Linked DNA regions of Homo sapiens: region 1 is linked to region 2. Evidence: chromatin loops called from intact Hi-C (ENCODE). Cell type or tissue: heart left ventricle. All regions are shown on one strand. Each heading gives the region's core, and the rest is flanking DNA. Links, peaks and the distances in the headings are about the cores only. Region 1 holds the start of LOC105376101 (a long non-coding RNA gene). Region 2 overlaps LINC01507 (long intergenic non-protein coding RNA 1507).

Region 1 (11,523 bases), core at 2,930-5,429, 51 kb after region 2:
AAGGAGAGAAAGGAGGAGAGGCAATATTTGAGGAGCATTTTTTCCAGAAATGATTAAAGACATGAACTCACAGATATAAGTGAAAAGAAATCTAGACCCAGATTCATTGTAGAGAAACTGTAAAATATCAAAGACAAAGAGGTTAAAAGCAGCCAGTGAGAAAATATAGATAATCCAGCAAATTACAAAAGCTACATGACAATTAACATCTCAATAGCAACAATGGAGATTAGAAGACAAAACCTAACTGTCAGCAACAAACTGGGCACTCAGGAAAAATACATTTTAGAATAAATGTAAAGTTAAGATTTCATTTTAGGCGCTCAAAAACTAGAAGTTTTTATGTAAAGCAACTTCTAAAAGTTATACTTAAGAAAGAAGAAAAAAATAACATCAGAAGGAAATTCTCACATGTAGGATCAAGAAGGCATAGAAACAGATAAACATGTAGCTAAATAAAATTAAGCCATGTCATATGGAGTAATCATAGTGTTGTCTAATTAGCAGGGTTGAAAATGACGAAAATGATACAAATAATGATATGCACACCAGGAGGGAAGAGTTGAAGGCATTACATTTCTCATACTGTTTTTGAGGGAAGGTTAAGATACTAACTTTTTAAAAGCATACATGGTAACAAGTTAAGATCAGTAACTAAAATTAAAATAGCATATATAACTTTTCAGACTCTGGGTATGTAGAAATGAAATAACGAACAAAACAACAGTTAAATTAAAAAGAGAGGCAAGACCTAGTGTCTGATAGATCAGTAGGGTGACCATGATTTATAATAATCTATTACAAATTTCAAAATAGCTGGAAAAGAATAATTCTAATGTTTCTAGCCATAAAGACAAGAGAAATATTTAAGGTGATGAATATCTCAAGTACACTAATTTTATCTTCACAAATTATATGAATGTATTAAATTATCACATGTAATCTCAAATTGCATCTATTATGAATCAATAAAATAAGAAAGTTTTTTTAAAGTTAAAAAAGAAAGGCAAGAAAGCAAGAAAAAAGAAATTTCTTGAAGCAAAGGGACACATAGCAAGGATAAAAGAGTAGGCAAGTCTAAATATATTATTAACCACAATTAATTTAGATATACTAAACTAGCTGGTTAGAAAACAAATTGTCAGATTAAAAAAAAGAAAATCTTGACACATGCTATTTGTATTAGACAAGCATAACACTTAAGGGCACAGAAAGTTTTATATAAAAGGATGGACAAATTATTCTAAGCCAATTAACCAAAAGAAATAAGCAATACTGATTTTTCTTAAAAAGGGTACATTGGAATCAAAGTTACATAACCTCTACAGAAAAAATTAAAAATATGTCTTGAAAGATATTATAGAAGATCTAAATAAATTGTGAGACATTTCGTATTCATTAGACTCAGACTGTTAAAGATGATAATTTGCTCTAAGCAATCCACAGGACATTCAAGAACTTCCACTCAAAATCTTGATAGAATATTTTTGAGGAACTTGACGAGATGATTCTAAAATTTACATAGCAGAAATAAATGCCAAGAACGGTCAAAATTTTCCTTAAACAAAAATAAAATGGGAGAGGGATTGCCTTACTAGATAATAAGAGTTGTTATAAAGCTATAATACTCAATATTTTGTTGTACTGTGAGAGATGGAGACATTGACCAATGGAGCAGAATACATCGCTAATAGGAACAGACCAATGTAACCTGGACATCTGAGAAATGAGAGTGTTGGATTTGTAGGGATAATTATAGACTATTATAAGTGCAAAGCTGGGCTTTCTTAAACAAATGTAAAACATGCAAACAGTAATTGGTAAGTTCTAATTTATAGAAGTTAAGAATTTCTCTTCATGTAAATACACCAAAGAGAAAATGAAAGCAAGTCATAACTGAAGTAGATATTTCCAGTATGTCCAGCTTGCATGAAGAGCTACAAATCAGCAAGTTAAAGACACCTGCAGAAATTCTGGTTATGTGTGTGACACTCCCTGATCCTCAAGATCCCAAATTCAGGGACTATTTAAGAGACACAGAAGTAGTGGCTGAATTCTTTGAGACTGAGTAATTTCCTAGACTTTGGGGATTGCCATTGAAATGACTTTTTGGGAAAACAAGCAGGTGATCTTAGGGAATTTCAATTTACATATAGTCTATGAAATATGTCAATTTGCAGTACTTCTTAATGCTTGATTCTGATTGTGTATTCTTTTCAAGTAGTACAGTCAGATGAATACAGAATAATGTTAAGATGGTAGGGCAATTGCACTAGAGCAAGTTATTAAGAAAACAACATATTCTTCACTAGTGTTGAGGGTAAATATATATACGGTTTTTACCAACTGAAATGTAAGCAAGGCATGAAATATTGCATCAAAGACTAGTTGTCTGAAAATATGGAAGAGTATTCTTTATATCTTTGTCTGCTTTTCTGCCTTGAAAGCTTTGGTTTCCCTCATCTCTCTTTCCACAAGCCTCAAAGTCTAGAATGTCTTCTCAATCCTTTTGTTTCCCATACAAACTATAGCTACCTGTCTAGCCACTCCTCTCCTCTCTGCTCCTCTCCTCTCCTCTCTTCTCCTCTTTCCTCCCAATCCCTCCCCTCCCCATCCTTTCCCTCCCTTCTCCCCTCTTCCCTCCCCTCTCCTTCTTCCCCCCTACCTCTCCCCTCTGTCCCCTTTTCACTTCCTCTTCCCTCCCTCTCCTCCCTTTCCCCTCCTCTCCCTGTCTTCTTTTCTTCTTTTCTGTCTTCTCATCTTCTGTCCTCTCTTTTTAAATGTTGACCCTGACTTTTCTTATCATCTTAAAGAGAATAACACTGTTTCCTATCAATAACACTGTGTCCTATTAAGGACAATGCAGGAATAAATAGCCACAAATTCCTTTGATTGGAATTTATGTTTCAGATAAGAAAGCCTATTTAACAAAATCTCAATGGTCTTTTGCCATAATAATAGGTTAATAAGTTAATTAGCCAACCAAACATTCATATATGCTATACTATTTTTCTTCACTTAAATCTTTATTTGTTAAGCACTTTCCTTGAAGTCTTACATTCTTCTAAGTTGTCTTTTCTCAAACTGGGTTCTATAGATTCTTGGGGGATTCAACCACAAACATCTTCTCAAAGAACCAAGAGTTCTCTATGAGAAATCTAAAATACTATATTTTTATTTAAATGAGGATTTACAAATTTAATATATTTATCTTTTAATTCTCTGAATAATCCCCTTATAACAGGATACTCTCCTCTCAACCTCAGGGATCTAATTTGTGCTTGTATTTATGACTATGCTGTTGCTCAGTAAGCTCTCAAAGTGAACACATTTAACTCTTAAAGTGTCGTTAAATATGTCTGGTAGCCATTAGGTGAATAACAATCATAATATCAGAAGGACAATAATTGCCTGATTTCTGCCTCATACCTATTTTGAGTACTTTTACTGTCAATAAATACAAAATTTCTCTTTTACAATGATAATTCTCAATTGAAGACACTTTTCATAGAATAAGAATTTAATGTCTTATTGGAATTAAAGAACAATCTTTAACATAATATTACATAAAATTAGCAAAGCAAATCTTACAATAGTATAATAAAAGTACAATACTTTATGAACGAATTGGTTTTAGTCCAAGAATGCAAGGTTGATTTAACGTATGAAAATCAATTAATGTAATCCACCACACTAACAGGTTAAAAGAAGAGAATTATATAATCACTATATGTAGAAAAAGCATTTGACGAAACACACAACTCATTTCTCATAAAAATTGTCAGCAAACTAGGAATAGAAGGAAACTTAATCAACCTGTTAAACGGCACCCATGGAAGTCCTATGGTAAGTATCATAACGATGAAAGATTGAATGCTTTCTTCTAAGATTGAAGAAAAGGATGTTTTTTTCTCACCATTTCTATTCAACATTGTATTAGAAGGCCTACCAAGTGCAAAAACTAAAATGAAAAGGATGAAGATTTGAAAGGAAAGGAAAACTATCTGCAGATGACATAATTTTGTAGCTAGAAACTCTTGTGGAATCTAAAATTATTAGAACTAATACTGGATGTAGCAATATTATAGAACACACATTGAATGAATAAAACTGTTTTATTTCTACATATTAGCAATAAATAAGTAGAAAATAAAATTTAAAAACATTATCAAAAACATTGAATACCTAGTAATAAACATAAAATATGTGTAGGACCTCTGCATTGAAAACTAGTGCAGGCTCTAATCTGCAATGCACAAGGCAGGATTGGGGTGGAAGTGGGGCCTGAGGTTGTACCAGGGCCGGATGTGGGGTGGTAACTGGCAGGGCTTCAGCCCAGAGCTGTGGCACAGCTGTGGGGTGGGGAAGGCTCTGGGGAGAGGAAGGAGTGGGTGGGGACCACTTAGCCTGCTTTAGGACTGAGGGTACATGAGCTGTCCCACCTAAGACAGAGGGGACCCTAGTGGGGAAGAGCTACCAGAGATGGGGAGAATCAGCCCTGAGTCTCACTGTGCAGGCAGAGGACACCCTGAACAGCTGGCCCCACACCTGCCGCTCAGGGTGCCCCATGGTTGTGGGATGCAGAGGCCACTATGGCCTGCGCTGCTGCTTTCATTGTCTTCTTTGCTCCTGAAAGTTTGGACACCTGTGGTGTCCTGCTTGCCAACAACTGAATCTCAGGTGTTTCCAGTCTTCATTTGGTAGCCTGACCTCAGGAGTTTTGGAAATGATCCCCACTTTATGTGTCCTCCCAAATCCAGACATCCCCTTTCTGGATAACGTCTCCCCAGGTGCTCCTGGGCATCACAGAGGGGGAGTCTAGCAGCTTCCACATGCCTGCTTGCAGGACCTCCCAGAGAAGGCTTCTGGCAGGTGGCTAGAAATGAGCTCTTGCAAGAGAATGGAGAGGGAGAAGGGGATGGAACACATCTATGTCAGGGGAAGGGGTAAGCTGGGTGCTTTTTGCCTGAGACTTCAGGGAGGAAGGGAACACCCAGCCGGAGGTCACTGGAGAGCAGCACTCAGGACAGAGCACAGCGGGTGGATCACGAGATTGAGACCATCCTGGCCAACATGGAGAAACCCCGCCTCTATTAAAAATACAAAAAAAAATTAGCTGGATGTGGTGGAGGTGGTAGTGCACACCTGTAGTCCCAGCTACACAGGAGGCTGAGACAGGAGAATCACTTGAACCCAGGAGGCAGAGGTTGCAATGAGCTGAGATCATGCCACTGCACTCCCTCCTGGTGACAGAGTGAGACTCCTTCTCAAAAAAAAAAAAAAAAAAAAAAAGATTGCAACTGAGTCCCATGAGTCAGAGTTAAAGCAGAGTTTGCCCAAGGAGGAGCAGAGAGGGTGGTAGGTGCAAATCTCAGTCCAGTGGATCAGTGTGATTCCTGGGATGAGTTAAATTAGGTGAAAGATTGAAATTCTGACAGAGAGTGGGTCACATGGGGAGCTTGGGTCAGAGACCAAAAGAGGTTTGGATGGGTAATAGAATACAGTGTCTGAGTGTGCCTTGGAGTTAAAAAGAAAACATCACTACCTTGATGTGAGAACCAGACCATTAAGAGATTGAGGGCCAGTGGCACAAAGACACCCTGTGGTGAAGGGAAAGAAAGGACAGTGATGAGGTGGCTGGGTCATGTGGGCAGGTGGACACCAAGAGATGAAAAGGCCAAGGTTAGCAAGGACTCTAGCAGGGAAGCTGCGGCATCCCAGGGGGACACAGAGGGAGTAGCTTCCTCCACCAGCTCTCATGACAGGATGTCCTGCTCCCCCAGCTGTTCTGTGGCACCCCTGTCTGCAGAGATCTTGATGGAGTTTGCACAAGGCTACTTTCAATGGGAACTTCCCCAGATGGCTGCAGGAGACAGGCGGTACTGACTACAGCCAGGAGCACTCCCAGGACAGGACGCTGGCAAAGTTTGCATCCTCCCACATCTTGACTACACCATTGCTGCAGCTTTTCTGCCCCGAATGAGTTCTGAGTTAGGTAAAACAAAGGCAATGGCCTTGTGTCAGTCCTTCAGGTAACCCCCAGACAGGTTAGAACAAACATACACAATTCTTTGAGAATTCTTCTCTGCTCCCTTGGGAACCAAGGACCAGGTTCCCATCCTGGGAACCTGGCCACCTTCTTCAAGACCATCACCAAGCAGGGAGAGAGTGGGGCGAGGGCAAGGAAACACACAGCAAAGCTGCCTTGTTGTTTTTAAGCTGCTTTTGTGCTGCTTCAGCTTTCACTCTGTTGAAGCTCCTTGGGCTATTTCTGAGTTCTGACAAAGCTGAACCCAGCCACCCAGTTTACTTCCACAATTTCCCCCCAAATCTGCATCTACAGAGAAGCATCAGTGAGCAAAGTGGCCTTTATTAGAGCGACTGAGGAGGAGGGAGCGGTGAGCACACCCCGTGTCCCCAAATTTAAAACTGTCTCTTAGTGATAATTTCCTTTGAAAGTCCCTTTTGCACTGCTTGGCCCTTGAGGGCTGTCAGCCTCTCACTTGTACCCATGTAGTCCCAACCTGCCAGCATCCTCCTCCCCTTGCCCAGGGTCCCTCCCTCTCTCCCAACAATCTAAAATATTTTCCCATTTTTATACAGAGCAAGCCAGCTCCCAGGAGTCCCTGCTGTTCCTACCTGCACATTCTAAAGCCATCTAGATGTGAAGTACAGATAGGAGGCCTTCTATTTGGTATAACTTAAGAGAGAAATTGCAGTGATGTAAAGCACTCTCTTTTTGTTTTGTTTTGAATCACACCAGTGGTTGTTTCCCCATGAAGGGTTGTTTTATGATGTGTATGTATGTGAGTGTACATATATACACACATACACATACATATGCGCACACACATACATATGCCACACACACACACGCTCCCGTATTTTATTTATTTATTTATTTTTGAGATGGAGTCTTGCTCTGTATTGCCAAGGCTGGAGTGTAGTGGCGCGATCTCAGTTCACTGCAACCTCCGCCTCCCAGGCTCAAGTGATTCTCCCTGCCTCAGCCTCCCAAGTAGCTGGAATTACAGGTGCCCACCACTACGCCTGGCTAATTTTTGTATTTTCAGTAGAGACAGGGTTTCATCATGTTGGCCAGGCTGGTCTCGAACTCCTGACCTCAGGTCGTCTGCCCGCCTCGGCCTCCCAAAGTGCTGGGATTACAGGCATGAGCCACCGCGCCTGACTGCTCCCATATTTTATATCCTCATATTAATAGATTCAATTAGCTCAGCTTAAAAAGCATTGCCATTCATTGGTATGCCGGCTCCTGAAAGCCACTGTGCAGATCTTCTCAGTGCTCTGTAGCAGTGCTGTCATGTTGGTATATTGAAATGATAGAGTGGTGGAGTATTTACACCATGGAATACCAGCAATGGTACTTTTAAAAAGAGTGAGCATCCCACTGTTTCACAGAGTTGTGATGCTCACTACTACATTATTAAGATCCCACCCTGGTGGAAGCAAGCATCGTATCATTTCCTCATTAATCTCCTCAAGTCTCATGATAATTCTAATAAATCAACCACAGCCAAAACTTTTTCCTCCCATATGATGAAACCTCACAAGAGTTGTAACCTCCCTTTTTGTTTGTTTTCTCTGGCAAGACAGCTTGTTCATAATCCGTCCCCATCAAAGGACTTACACTTCAAAATCCCCTCTTCTGCTCTCCTTTCACTGCCAGATGATGCTCTGTTTGGCAAAGACCTGCAACTCATTGCTGACATCTCTTGCTTTGGCATTTGCAGCCTGATTCTGGCCAAGACTGACTTTAAAGACCCAGATCTCTTAGATCTAAAAATACCCTTCAAAGTTTGAACATAGGTAAGATCTAGAGAGAGAAGTTTCAGGTGAGAAAATAGGGTTTACAAATGGCCTGAAGTATATTTCTAAAAAACAGATCAGTATTCTAAAAGGCAAAAATTTGCTGGAAAATTTCAAATGTTAAAGGAGACTACAGAAACATACTGTATGAGATGCGGTCTTATGGTAGACCAGTACTCCAGGGAAGACAGTGCTATAAAGGACATTACTGGGTAAATTGACAGAATTGTCATGCAGAAAGAAGATTCAATAAAATTTCTTTAGTAATGTTAAATTTGTTCACGTTGATAAACTCTGTACGTACTGGAGTATCTACTTTGTGAATGAATATACTCTGAAGTACTTAGAGAAGTAAAGGACCATGTTGTATGCAACTTATTCTCAAAGCTTAAGGAAAAATATTGATAATTATATGTATATATAGAAAACAAATCTGATAAAATGTTAAACATTTGAGAACCTGGGTAAAAAGGTATAGAACTCTTCTTTTTTTTTTTTTTTTTTTTTTTTTTGAGACGGAGTCTCGCTCTGTCGCCCAGGTCGGACTGCGGACTGCAGTGGCGCAATCTCGGCTCACTGCAAGCTCTGCTTCCCGGGTTCACGCCATTCTCCTGCCTCAGCCTCCCGAGTAGCTGGGACTACAGGCGCCCGCCACCGCGCCCGGCTAATTTTTTGTATTTTTAGTAGAGACGGGGTTTCACCTTGTTAGCCAGGATGGTCTCGATCTCCTGACCTCATGATCCACCCGCCTCGGCCTCCCAAAGTGTAGAACTCTTCTTTTTTTCTTATAATTTAGCTGTAACTTTGCAATTATTTCCCAAAAAAATGTTTAAAACTTTTTTTCTACATAACCCCAGTAGACTCAGGACTTGGAGACACACAATAAGAAAGAAAGAAGAAAAGTAAAAGAAATTCAAGCCTGAAAATTGGTTTCAGGGCTGCAGATATCTATTGTGGTGATTGTTGTTAGACTTCCAGTCACCACACCAACAGCTTTTTTTCTTAATCAAACCAGTTCTAAGAATATGTAGCAAATTAGCCAGCAACAAAAATCTCCATGGGTAAAGCCATCTGATTCCTGCCTCAGCTCACTGCCTATAGCTCTAACCACCCTGCAACCCAGCATCCAATTGGATTCTGGGAGCTTTAGTTCTGTTGCAACTGTTCTAACTGTCATTACTGGTGTACAGAGAAGAGCTTCACTGAGGATCCCTTTCAGGATGCTGTGACTCCCTTTACAATTATATTTCTCACTGCCTTGGTAAAGGGTCTTTTGGACTCTTCTTGGATGTAGTTTAGCGGGTAGGTGAGTGGTTCTTCGATGAGAAATCTACTCTAGCATTTCAATTTCCCTGGGCCCTGTAGACCTTCTGCAACATACCAGTGGAGTTCTGGCATTTCACCTGGATTTAGTCTAGGCCACCACATTTTAGTCAATTAACCAAGCAAACTCTTAGAGCCACTCAAACGGACACATTGAGTCCAGAATCTTGGCTTAACGTTTCTATATCAAGATTTCATCCTTGTCCAATATTATATTCCTTTCCTCCTGATCAGACCCTTAGGATCCATTTCCATGCATGTTCCTCGGGTTTCTGTCTATATAAATTGATAAACTCTTGCAATATTTAGATGTAACTTGCATCCTCTCATGGTTCACACTTTGTAACTCACACTCTGGGGCCTGGTGAGACTTGAATCTGGTTACAAATGTAGAAACAAGAGGCACTGAAGGTTTTCAGGAAGGTTGGCAATCCTTTGCAAGACAATTACCTTGAAAGAAGTTATCACAATCTTTAAGGCAAAGGAATACTAACTTTAATCTTGGAGAAAGGGTTTCCATCTGCAAAAGGGGCTCTGAAGAATTTAGAGATTCATGGTCTCCAGCTTCACTGGAATTTGTCCATATGTCCCCTTTTAATTGTTAGAGAGAGTCTCACTCTTAGTCAGTGTACCAAGTTCAACATGAATTCAATTTGCCTTGTAATCTAGCCACCAGAAAGATCAGACTTTGAATTTGTTTTTCAGAAATCTTGGCCCTATGTCTACAGGAGAAAAAAAGGTACTCATTGAAGCATTCTGCTCCCTTATGCAGACCTTGAGCTGGGAATTCAAAGCCCCGACTTCACTGTTTTCTTTCCCTAAGTTCTCTATTTTACTTGGAAGCAACTAACCAATCCCATTATGTTCCTTATTTCTACCAAAATATTCTAAGGTACCACTACTTGATCCCCCAAACCTCTGCCTTCTATAGGCTGGTGATTCCAGATGCCTGCAGGTGATCAGATATCTAAGTAACCCTCTTGCCACCAAATACCACACACACTTCAGTTACTCTTTCAAAAAAAATTATCAAGCAACTGCTCTGTGCCAGAGACTCTTCTAGTCCTGAAGATACAGTGATAAATAAGATAGAGACAGTTCCTGCTGCCATTCAGCTTGGTTCTAGTGAGAAAGACAGATATATTAAAAAATAACTTGACATTACATTTTCAAGAATTTAAGTACTTTATTGGAAAATATAACTGTGTAAGAAGACAGATATTGACAAGGACACTTAGTTCTTGTAGCGAGGAAGTATAGACTTAACTCTTATTAGTAAAAGAGTGTTTAAGAATAAAAATATATCAATACCCCTAACTTTGGAGACAAACTGAAGTACTGAATGTACTTCTATTTTTGATTTTTCCCTTAGCATGGTGAGTTGTTTGGGAAATGATTCAATAGTTATTTGTAGTTTCTAAATTCTCAGCAGCAGTTGCCTCCTGATATGTGTCACTATATATTCTGAGTTGACATCTGTTATCTGAATCACCAAAATAGTGCCTTGTTTTAAAATTTATCCACTATTGGCTTATGTTTTATCTTACTCTAGGCCATGTTATCACTACATGTGACATCTCTGTATATGTGTTTGTGAAACTGGGATAAAGTTGGCAAAACTTGAGATAGAGGAAACTATCTATGAAACATGTTTTGCATTAGTAGAACAGGAGGCATAAGCACATTTGGAATAGAAAGAACAGAGAAGGCGATACTGGAGAAATAGGATCTCACAAAGGAAAGTAGAATGCACGTAGAGAACTTAAATGCAATTTAGGCAATAACCTATGCAATTTGGACAACTATAGACCTACTATGGCTTATGGTTTCTACCAACTAGACTTAAGCTTCTTTTGGAATAAAGCCTTTGCCTCATGGAGGAAGTCAGTTAATGTTTGTTGATTGTGATTTTGATGATGACATTCATGATGATATTCTATTTGGGGAATGTTTTTCAAAGTGGGGCTTTGACCTGACAAACTGTTATACCGATAGAAAAATCAACATTCTCTCACTGACACCTTAGGTATTTGACAGATATCTGAAAGAAAAATAATTTGATATGACCAAGCAATAGTGAAGTGTAGGATATTGATCTCCAGAGATTTGTGAGACTAAAAATTGTGCAAACGAATAAAAAAAAATCATAGTCTAGATTATCCCAATGTTGAACAATATACTTATGTTTACACATAATGTTGGAAAAGTCATCAGTGCAATTTCTACAATGCACTGATGATAATGATAATGAAATTTTAGTGACAATGTGATAATGAAATTTTAGAAGAAATTATAATTAGTTTTTCATCTCTCTTAAATGGATGTGTTGTTTTTTCTGTCCTCTTCCTTCTCCATTTATGCCTGTTCTGGTTC
Region 2 (11,523 bases), core at 4,497-6,996:
AATAAGGCATTTTATTTTAGGTTCACAGTGTTCCAGCAAAGCAATAAGTAAACGATGAATTAAAAAATGTAAAACTAGGTAAAGGAAAAGATAAGTGGCAGGGAAAAAATACAATGGGTTAATGAGCAAATGAAAAGATACACAATCTTACTCATCACTAAAGAAATGAAAATTAAAACAAGATATCATTTTACTCATAAAATTGATAAATATTTATGAGTTTGATCCCACATGGCATTGGTGAGAGGGTGGGAACCCAGCATACGCGTGCCTTCCTGATGGCGGTGTGAACCATCTCACTTGTTTTGGAAGGCACTTCAGCAAGAATTTTGCCAGTGTTTTAACTTTCTAATGCCCTGCAACTTGGCCTCGAGCTACACTCTGCTAACTTGATCAGAGGAAGATCTTCTTTGGGCACCAATGATAGTTTATTTTTCAGTTTGGAAAGCTGTCTGACTTACCTCATTATGAATCAATGTATCAGTTTAACTCTGAAGGCAAAGGCAATTTTATTTCATTCATTTAATAGATGTTTGTTAGGCAGCTGCTGTGTGCCTCTGGGAACACAGTAGCGATCAGTGGGCATGGCAGGCAAGGCCTTTGCTCTCAAAGAATTTTTATTTTGATGGAGGAAGGCAGGCAACAAGCAAACACACAGATATATGATCAATAGCAGGAGAGAGCAAGTACTGTGGTGGAATCAAAACAGGCGAAGTGATGGCAAGTGGCTGGGGGATATTGAGATCAGTGGCCAGAGGGTCACTCCAGAGATATGACATTCAAGCTAAATGCTAGATGACAAGAGAGAGCTGGCCATGCCAAGACCTGGAGAGGTCTTGCAAGCAGAGGGCACAGCATGGCCGAAGGTCCTGGGGGCAGGAAGCCAGCGTTAGGGATTGAATAGTGTTCTCCCAAAATTCATATGTTCAAGCCCTGATCTTCAATGTGACTGTATTTGGAGACAGGGCCTTTAAAATGGTAATTAAAGCTTTCTGAGGTCATAAAGGTGGGGCCCTAATCCGAAAGAATTGGTGTCCCTATAGGAAGAGACCCAGGGATGTGTGTGCACAGAGGAAAGACACTGTGAGGAGACAGTGAGGAGATTATGTGAGGAGACTAAACTTGCAGCCACCTTGACTTGGACGTCCAGGCTCCAGAACTGTGAGAAAATAAGTGCCTATTGTTTGAACCACACAGTCTGTGGTATTTTGTTAATCAGCCTGAACTGATCAAGGCAACCAGTATGGCTAAAGCCTCATGACCACTTGGTAACAGAGGACTAGAATGAGCAGGGCTTTGAGGACTGGCATAAAGATGCTGGATGTGGTTTTCAGTGTGATGGGACACTACGGGGGGCAGGGGTTAAGTTTAGAATTCTCACTCTACTTGCTGTGAGGAGAATGGAATGAAATGGGCAAATAGGAAGCAGGAAGGACAATGAGGAGGACTTATCTTATAGAAGTCCAAAAGAGGTTGGGCGTGGTGGCTCATGCCTGTAATCCCAGCACTTTGGGAAGCCGAGGCGGACGGATCATCTGAGGTCAGGAGTTCGAGACCAGCCTCGGCAACATGGTGAAATCCCTTCTCTACTAAAAATACAAAAAAATTACCGAGGCCTGGTGGTGCATGCCTGTGATCCCAGCTACTCGAGAGGCTGAGGTAGGAGAATTGCTTGAACCCAGGAGGCAGAGGTTGCAGTGAGCCAAGAAGGCGCCATTGCACTCCAGACTGGGAGACAGAGTGAGACTCCATCTCAAAAAAAAAAAAAAAAGTCCAAAAGAGAAGACAGACGATGGTGGTAGCTAGGGTGGCAAGAAAGAGACAGAGAGGGCTGGGTGAATCTGGAATATAATGTAGTGTATGAGAGGTAAGCCTTGGGGACCTCTACCCAGTGGTGCACCCAGGAAGGGCAGTGGGTGTGGTCTGTCCTCGTGCCTGCAATAGGGGGTGCATTGTCTGGAGAGAATTTAAAGACAGTGGTAGTAATGACAGTCCTCTGCTTCATATTATCATCATGCTCTGACACTTCTAGACAATGTTTGGGATAGAACATTCCTCAACATGAACATGGACATCTCCTGTCATCTCCCAGTACCCACCATCTCACTCCCTTGGCCCAGACGCTGGGGCGGGAGCGTGAGCCCAGTAACTGCACCACTAGTGCTGTGAGGCAAACTGAGGGCCTCAAATTCTCACCTATTAGGCTAGCGACTTCCTCTCCATCCCTGAAGGGTGAGTGGATAAAGATGTGAGTGGAGAAAAACCAGAATCTCTCCTGCCAACACTTCCCTGCACAGTGAGACAGCATGAGCACAGACAGGTCGAGAGATGGCCAGGTGTTCCCAAATTCTCCTCAGCTTTCTGTTCTCTCTCAAACTTTTGGACTGATGGTCAAGCATATGATCAGCCAAGGACATAGCTGTCCCCAGAGAGAAGGGGTCAGCAGCACCAGGGCCACTCTGCTCCTTCTCCTGGGCCACTGCCCAATACCCGACAAGACTCTGAGGATCGTGTCCTGGCCCTAGAGACCCATGCAGTTCAGTTTTCACTCCAGTAGAATAGAGAAGGGTTACAAAAAGATGTTAACTTATTTCAAAGGCCAAGCTGAATTTTAGGCTGAGTTCATGCCTCGGCCAATACCCAGGCACACTAACCAAAATAGCTTATCCAAGATTAGGGACTGGATCAAAATAATGCACTATTGGTTCCCCAATATCAAGACTAGATAACTTGTCTCTTTACTAAAGTCCTAGAAGAAATTAGAGCTCAAAAGTGACATAAAAATGGAACTCCCCTTTCCCTTGTCAACCAAAGAAGCATAATTCTAAAATACCTTCCTCCTCCATCTCCCATTCTGCTCAGAGTCAGTCTTGCCTGGCTGTTGCAGGCTGCTCTGATTTCTAGGGAAGTGCTGCAGCTGCTATATCCTCCTAAGAGTAGATTCAGCCAACCCCAGAGCTCTAATGTGTCCCAGGTTCCCAAAGGGTCAAAAAGTCACCCTGACTCATGAGATGATTGATCAGAGCATCAGACCCATACAAACACCATTTATACATAATCTCCACAGCAAAAGCATTTCACAAATAGAAGCGATGTTCCCCTCTTACTTTAGCCAGCAATGGATCAAAGCAGAGAGTTGGTGGTGTTATGTGGAGGAAGTAGCACAGAGGAAAAAAAAAGTACGAAGGGAAAAATCATCTTGTCTTTGGATTTGCCTGTGTGCCAGTTACTCTATGCCAGCTGTCTGGAGTATACAACATGTTCACTTAAACTCAATTGGAAAAATTTTCCATCATGAGGTTCAACATACTGCCATATGCTCCTACCCGAGCCTTACATAAGGCCAAAGCTTCCTTCGCCTGCGCCGCTGCTGAGAACTTTCTCTTTCCGAATCCTGAGAAGTGAAGACCTCTGCCTGCCATGTGCTTCTTTTCTCAAACTTGCAGTAACTGTGGATTTCTTTAGCTCATTCTGGCTGACATAACCCCCAAAACATGTGATTCAGTGGTCCCTGAGAAATAAGAACCCCAAAAGCTTTTCCTTTTTCCAATTTTTTTCTTAATTCCCCCAGGCTTTGAATAAATTTAGCTGCCCAAGTGGCAGCACAAAATCCCTTTAACCACCCATGTCCTGATACATTAAATCCATAGCAATGGACTAAGGGGAAAAACTAAGCAAGTAACCTTGCCTCTCACATGCTCAACTCTCCAAACATCTCATCCATTTGAATTCTCCAACATTTGGATGTTTCTAGGCCCTTGAGATGAGTCTTCTTTAACTCTATTAAAGGCCTTTTTCTTTCTCCTTCCTTCCTTCCGTCCTTCCCTCCCTCCCTCCTTCCCTCTTTCCTTCCTTCCTTCCTTCCTTTTCTTCAGAGTTTCATTCTTGTTCCCCAGGCTGGAGTGCAATGGCGCGATCTCAGCTCACCGCAACCTCCTCCTCCCGGGTTAAAATGATTCTCCTGCCTCAGTCTCCCGAGTAGCTGGGATTACAGGCATGCACCACCACACCCAGCTAATTTTGTATTTTTTTAATATAGATGGGGTTTCTCCATGTTTGTCAGGCTAATCTTGAACTCCTGACCTCAGCTGATCCACCTGCCTCAGCCTCCCAAAGAGCTGGGATTACACGCATTAGCCACTGCGCCTGGCCTAAGGCCTTATTCTTTCTAGGGCTGTAGTCTGTGAAAGGCTCTGTGAGATCCTGAATTCCTGGAGAAATTAGATGGTCCAAGAAAACTTAACTGATGCCAGATGAGAAGTCTTTATCACTGCTCCAGACCAGATCCCTGCTTATTCATTTTGAGATTCCAAATAAACAGTGAGTTCCTTTTAGTTATAATTCCACCTGTGGCCAACTGCATTAGGATCCCTGGCACAGGTGCAGATGATTCTCAATTGCTGGGGCCTATGATTGCTAAGTCCAGATTCCTTGGCCTTGTCATTCTAGAGCTGCCATAATGATCTACACTGTAAGCAGCAGAAGAATTGGAACAGAGAGAGGAGTGTGGCCTGCATCTCACTCACCACAACCAATGGAACTAGAAAAAAGCTCATGCTTCTCTTGAGCATGTGGGAGTGAAAAAGGAAGCTGATCATTTAGTTTCTGCTTTGGAGGCATGGAGATCCTGCCTTCTACTAAAAGTGGTCAAATGAATGTCTTGTCCTTTGTCCCAAATAGCTCCATAAACAAGGACTAAAAGCTTGCCTGTAAAAGACAGTTTGTGGGTCCCATGCAGATATGTAGATATGTGTCAGTATTAGCCTGTTTGTATTGCTATAAAGGAATACCTGAGGCTGAATAATTTATAAAGAAAAGAGGTTGATTTGGCTCTTAGTTCTGCAGATTGCACAGAAAGCATGGGACCAACATCTGTCCCTGGTGAGGGCTTCAGGAAGCTTTTACTCATGGTGGAAGGCAAAGGGGAGCTGGTGTGTGCAGAGATTATATGGCAAGAGAGGAAACAAGAGAGGGGAGAGAGGTGCCAGGCTCTTTCTAACAACCAGCTCTCACAAGTACTAATAGAGCTACCACTCACTCATTACCTGAGAACTGCACCAAGCCATCCATGAGGGATCTGCACCCACAAACCAAACACCTCCTATCAGGCCCCACCTCCAATATTGGAGATCAAATTTCAACATGAGACTTGGTGGGGCCAAACAAATCATACCCAAACCACAGGATTTTGCCCCTGGTCTTCCAAATCTCATGTTTTTCTCACATGCAAAATACAATCATCCATTCTAATAGTCCTTAAAAGTCTTAACTTGTTCTATCATCAACTCAAAAGTCCAAAGTGTAAAGTTTCATCTGAAACTCAAGGAAAGTCTCTTAAGCTGTGAGCCTGTAAAATAAAAAACAAGTAATTTACTTCCAAGATATAATGGTGATACAGACATTGGGTAAACATTTCCATTTCAAGAAGGAGAAATCAGCCAAAAGAAAAGGGCAATAGGCCCTGCCCAAGTCTGAAACTCAGCAGGGCAGACATTAAATCTTTTTCTTTTTTTGTTTTTTCTTTTATTCTGAGGCAGGGTCTTATTCTGTGACCAAGGCTAGAGTGCAGTGGTATGATCACGGCTCACTGCAGTCTCAACCTCCAAGCTCGAGCAACCCTCCCACCTCACCCTCCTGAGTATCTGGGATCACAGGCATGCATCACCACACCTGGCAAATTAAACAACAACAAGAACAACAACAAAAAGTCATTTGTACAAATGGGGTCTCACTATGTTGCCCAGGCTGGTTTTGAACTCCTGGTCTCAAGCAGTTATCCAATCACAGTTTCCCAAAGTGTTGGGATTACAGGCATGAGCCATTGTGCCCAGCCAAGAAATTAATTCTTGAAGCTCCAAAATAATCTCCTTTGACTCCATGTCCCATATCCTGGGCACACTGGTGTCAGCGGTGGGCTCCCAAGGTGTTGGGCATCCACAGCCCCATGGCTTTGCTGGGTGCAGCCCATGTGGCTGCTCTCATGGGTTGTAGTCTGGTGCCTGCAGCTTCTAGGTTGAGGGTGCATGCTGCTAGTGGTTCTATCATTCCGGGGTCTGGAGCATGGCAGCCCTCTTCACAGCTCCACTAGGCAGGGCTCTGGAGGGCATTCTCTGTGGGAGCTCCAACTCTATATTTCTCCTTGGCATTGCCTTAGTAGAGGTTCTCTGCATGGGCTCCTGCATCAGGCTTCTACCTGGGCACCCAGAGTTTTCTATATATCCTCTGAAATCTAGGTAGAAGCTGCCAAGCCTCCATCACTCTTGAATTCTGGGAGCCTGCAGATTTAACACCATATGGAAGCTTCCAAGGCTTATGGCTTATGCCTTCTGGAGCAGCAGCCTGTACAGTACCTGGGGTCCTTTTGAGCTGTGGCTGGAGCTGGAGTGGCAGGGAGATAGGGAGCAGCATCCTGAAGTGGCACAGGGCAGTGACACCCTGGACCAGTTCCCCAAAACTGTTCTGCCCTCCTAGACCTCTGGGATTATAATGGAAAGGGTAGCCTCAAAGATTTCTGAAGTGCCTTCAGAGCCTTTTCCTTATTGTCTTGACTGTTAGCACCTGGCTCCCTTTTTTTTTTTTTTTTTTTTTTTTTGAGACGTAGTCTTGCTCTGTTGCCCAGGCTCTGGAGTGCAGTGGCACGATCTTGGCTCACTGCAAGCTCTGCCACTCGGGTTCACGCCATTCTCCTGCCTCAGCCTCCCAAGTAGTTGGGACTACAGCTTTTCACTTTCCCTTGTCTTTCTTTTCTTTCACCACACCTGGCTAATTTTTTGTATTTTTAGTAGAGATGGGGTTTCACCGTGTTAGCCAGGATGGTCTCGATCTCCTGACTTCGTGATCCGCCTGCCTTGGCCTCCCAAAGTGCTGGGATTACAGGCGTCAGCCTCCATTTTATTCTTGCTAATCTCTCTAGCAAGTTGTTCCAAATGTTTACACTCTGTTTACTCTTTAATTATAAATTCCAACTTTAGGTCATTTCTTTGCTCCCATAACTGATCATAAGCTGCTAAAAGCAGCTATGACATTTCTTGAATGCTTTGCTGCTTAGACATTTCTTGTTCCAGAAAACTGAGAAAAGGAAAAGCTTTTAGGTTCATTATTTCTCAGGGACCACTGAGTCACAGGTTTGGGGAGGTTATGTCAGCCAGAAGGAGCTGAAGAAATCCACAGTCACTGCAAGTTTGGGAGCAGAAGCACATGGCAGGCAGAGGTCTTCACTTGTCAGGATTCAGAACAAGAAAGTTCTCAGCAGTGGCTCAGGCGAGGAAGCTTTGGCTTTATGTAAGGCTCAGGTAGGAGCATATGGCAGTATGTTGAACTTCATGAAGGAAAATTGTTCCAATTGAGTCTAAGTGAACATGTTGTACACTCTAGCCTTTGTGAAAGGCTGATATTAAGATTGATAAACTTGCCTTCCACAAAGCTCTTGGGCATGAACACAATGTGGCCAAGTTCTTTGCTACAATGTAACAAGAGTGGCCTTGGCTCCAGTTCCCAATAAGTTCCTCATTTCCATCTGAGACTTTGTCAGCCTGGCCTTCACTGTCCATATCTCTATCAACATTTTACTTACAAGCACTTAACCAATCTCTAAGAAATTTCACTTTCCCTTGTCTTTCTTTTCATAAGCCCTCCAAACTTTTCCAACCTCTGCCCATTATTCAGTTCTGAAGCTGCTCCACATTTTCAGGTATCTTTACAGCAACATTCCACTCCTTGCTACCAATCTTCTGTCTTAGCCCATTTGTGTTGTCACAAAGGAATACCTGAGGCTAGGGAACTTATAAAGAAAAAAGGTTTATTTAATTCACAGTTCTGCAGACTGTACAAGAAATATAGTGCCAGCATCTGCTTCTGGTGAGAGCTTTAGGCTTTAGGCTGCTTCCATTCATGGTGGAAGGTGAAGGAGACCTGGCATATGCAGATCACATGGTAAAAGAGGAAGTGAGAGAGGGGAGGGAGGGAGGTACCAAGCTCTTTTTAACCATCAGTTCTCATAAGAACTAATCAAGCAAGAACTCATTCATTTCCATGAGAATGGCACCAAGCTATTCATGAGGGATTCTACCCCCAAGACACAAACACCTCCCATTAGCCCCCATCTCCAACACTGAGGATCAAATTTCAACACGAGACTTGGCAGGGATCACACGAATCCTATCTAAACCACAGAAGCATCCCACTCAGGTGTACATGCTTGAGCAGAATGCCAGTCTTGTTTCCCGTTACAAGACAGAGTAACTCCACTCATTAGTAAAACAGCATGAGGCTTTGAATACCAGCCCTGGCTATTTAAATTGTTTACCATAGTCACTACTTCTTCCTTGGAAAAGAGTGAGCTTGGGGAACAGTTAGGGGGGAGAGAGAGAGAGAGACGGCAAGAGAGAAAGCAAGCCTAACTGTTTATTATAATGCTTCCTCCTGTGTGCAGAATGTCAGATTGAGAGGCATGAGTAGTATATCAGCCAGGGTTTCAACAGAGAAACAGAACCAGTAGAATGTATATTGCGTGTGTGTGTGTGTGTGTGTGTGTGTGTGTGTGTGTGTGTGTGTGTAGAGTGAGATTTATGTGATTGTGGGGACTGACTAGGCTAATCAAGAATCTGTAGGGTGGATCATCAGGAAGGGCAAACTGAAAATCTCAACCAGCGGCTGATGCAGTTCACAGGGGAAGTTTTTGCTTCCTCAGGGAAACTTCAGTTTTGCTCTTAAGGCCTTCAACTGCTTGGATGAAGCTCACCCAGATTATCCAGGATAATTTTCCTCCTGTAAAGCCAACTAATTATAGACATTAATCCAATCTACAAAATACTTCACAGCAACACCTAGATTAGTGTTTGAATAACTAGATTCTACAGTCTAGCCAAGTTGACACAGGAAATGGACCATCACAAATAGTAAGGAAAACAGCAAGCTTTCTCCACTAACTAGGTGACTGTGAGGGGGAGGGTGTTTCAGACAGTGGGAACAGCATGTGCATAGAAGCATTGAAGGAAACTCAGAGTGTTGTGGGTGGGATGGAAGGTGGCAAAAAAAAAAAAAAAAGAAAGAAAGAAAAAAAAAACTCAGAGTGAAGAAGGAAAAGATTTATAAAGGTGAGCTGAAAAAATCATAAGTTGTCTTGCATTTTAGAGCTAGGAAGTTTAGATTTTATCGATATACTTAAATCTTAGAATTTTAAGATAGAGAGGGATATGTATTTATAGAAAGATCAAGGAGGTAACTCTAAGAAGGGACTGGAAGAGGCAAAAATGGAAACATGAAGGCAAGATAAGAGACAGTGGACAGGATCCAGGTAAGAAATGTGTTTCTAGGGGTCAAGCTGAAGACAAGGTATAAATTCATCATCAATTTAGTCTGTTTAAGAAGTAGAGTTTACAACACATGGTAAGGATTGAAAATGGGGTTGAGAGGTCAGAGAAGAGTCCAGGTGTTGGGCAACAAACAGGGTTTTTGGTCATTCATCTGTGAAACAGGGAATTGGGAGGGAGATCTGATTTGTATGTCTTGTGTTCATCATGAGTGGTGTGTATAGGGATCCTGTACAGAAAGGAGACTGTGAGCGTTCACATGTGAATAGGTAATACTAGAGCCCTAGAGAGATGTCTGAGCTGAAAATAGAACTTTGTGGTCTTCTAATATACATAGTGAGTTATACAATTGGAAGAGATTATTTAGGAAGTCTATGAGCATGAGACTCCAAAAAGAATAGGAAAAGAGGAAATAAGAGGATACAAGAAAAGAAAAGGCCAATGAGAAAATTCTCAGGGTCACTAACATTTAAAGAATTGGAATAGAAAGAGCATGTTGTGAATGACGTAAAAATCAGATGAGGTGAAAGTGCATGTTCTTTTCAATAAACCTCCCTAAATGATGATATTCTATAGAGTACTTACTGCCTTTGGTCCTCTTAAATGATTTATCTAATTCCGTCTATTGCCAGACACCATTCTGGAGATACAATGATGAGCAAGTCATGATTTAGGCCTTCAAGTATCCTAGAGCAGGGTTTCTTAATTTCAGCACTATTTTTCGTTTTATAATTTCAACTTTTATTTTAGATTAAGGGGTACATATGCAGGTTTGTTACATGGGTATATTGTGTGATGCTGAGGTTTGGGGTATAAATTACCCTGTCACCCAGGTGGCAAGCATAGTACCCCAATAGGTAATTTTTCAGCACTTTTCCCCCTCCCTCACTTATCTCTCTAGCAGTCCTCAATGTCTATTTTTTTTTGATAGGATTCTTTTTTTCCAACTTTTATTTGAGACTCAAGGGGTACATGTGCAAGTTTTTTACACGGGTAAATTTCATGTTGCAGGCATTTAGTGTACAGATTATTTTGTCAGCTAGGCCATAAGAATAGTATCTGACAGGTAATTTTTTGATCCTCACCCTCCTCCTACTCTCCACCCTCTGATAGACCCCAGTGCCTATTTTTCCCTTCTTTGTGTCCATGTGTAATCAATGTTTAGCTCTCACTAATATAATAATATAAATGAGAACATGCAGTATTTGGTTTTCTGTTCCTGCATTAATTTGTTTAGCATGATGGCCTCCAGCTACATTTATGTTGCTGAAAAGGACATGATCTCATTAATTTTTATGGCTGTGTAGTATTCCATGGTATAAATGTATGACATTTTCTTTATCAAGTTCACTGTTGATGGACATCTAGGCTGAGTCCATGTTTTGCCATTGTGAATAGCCCTGCAGTGAACATATGTGTGCATGTGTTCTTTGGTAGAATGATTTATATTCCTTTGGGTATATACCCAGTAAAGGGATTGCTGAATTGAATGGTAGCGCCAAGTTCTTTGAGAAGCCTCCAAACAGCTTTCCACAGTGGCTGCACTAATTTACATTCCCACCAGCAATGTATAAGTGTTCCCTTTTCTCTGCAACCTCACAAACATCTGTTATTTTCTGATTTTGTTTTTTTGTTTGTTTGTTTTTTCATAATAGCCATTCTGACTGGTGTGAGATGATATCTCATTGTGGTTTTGATTTGCATTTATGCTGAGCATTTTTTCATAGGCTTGTTAGTCACATGCATGTCTTTTTAAAAGAAGTGTTCATGTCCTTTGCCCATTTTTTAAAGGAGTTGTTTGGGTTTTTGTTTTTTTTTTTTTAACCTGTCAATTTGCATAAATTCCTAATAGTTTCCAGATACTAGACCTTTCTCAGATGCATAGTTAGCAAACATTTTCTCCCATTCTGTAGCTGTCTGTTTATTCTTGGCTTCTTTTGCTGTACAGAAGCTCTTTAGTTTAATTAAGTTCCATTTGTCAATTGTTGGTTTTTGCAATTGCTTACAGCATCTCCATCATGAAATCTTTGCCAAGGCCTATGTCCAAAATGATATTCCCTAGGTTTTCTTTTAGAGTTTTTATAGTTTTAGGTCTCACATTTAAGTCTTTATTCCCTCGAGTTGATTTTTGTATATGGCAAAAGGAAGGGGTACAATATTAATCTTTTGCATATGACTAACCAGTTATCCCAGCACCATTTATTAAATAGGG

The links. Hi-C counts contacts between places; a loop is a spot of excess contacts. Peaks named below come from ENCODE experiments on the same cell type or tissue, not always from the same donor. Only the 100,000 strongest peaks of a DNase experiment are listed, where the experiment ranks them.
Region 1: a loop joins it to region 2, with 6 times the contacts of the local background. A loop is called at or near these places in 3 of 110 quality-filtered maps.

The regions. Positions count from the first base shown.
Region 1 is chr9:79,878,917-79,890,439 of GRCh38, forward strand. All of the region lies in intron 1 of LINC01507 (long intergenic non-protein coding RNA 1507), which reads left to right. It overlaps LOC105376101 (a long non-coding RNA gene), which reads right to left and starts at 8,966. Exons shown (of 4, transcript XR_929986.3): 1 at 8,529-8,966. LOC105376100 (a long non-coding RNA gene) reads left to right here and starts at 9,006. Exons shown (of 2, transcript XR_929984.3): 1 at 9,006-9,133; 2 at 9,856-11,523. In heart left ventricle, for the core only: no CTCF peak of the experiment used is centred there; a DNase peak (open chromatin) is centred at 4,315.
Region 2 is chr9:79,826,793-79,838,315 of GRCh38, forward strand. The region is part of intron 1 of LINC01507 (long intergenic non-protein coding RNA 1507); the gene reads left to right. Among named protein-coding and RNA genes, the nearest start is that of LINC01507, 8.0 kb to the left of the region's middle. RefSeq lists an enhancer at 7,824-8,454. In heart left ventricle, for the core only: no CTCF peak of the experiment used is centred there; no DNase peak of the experiment used is centred there.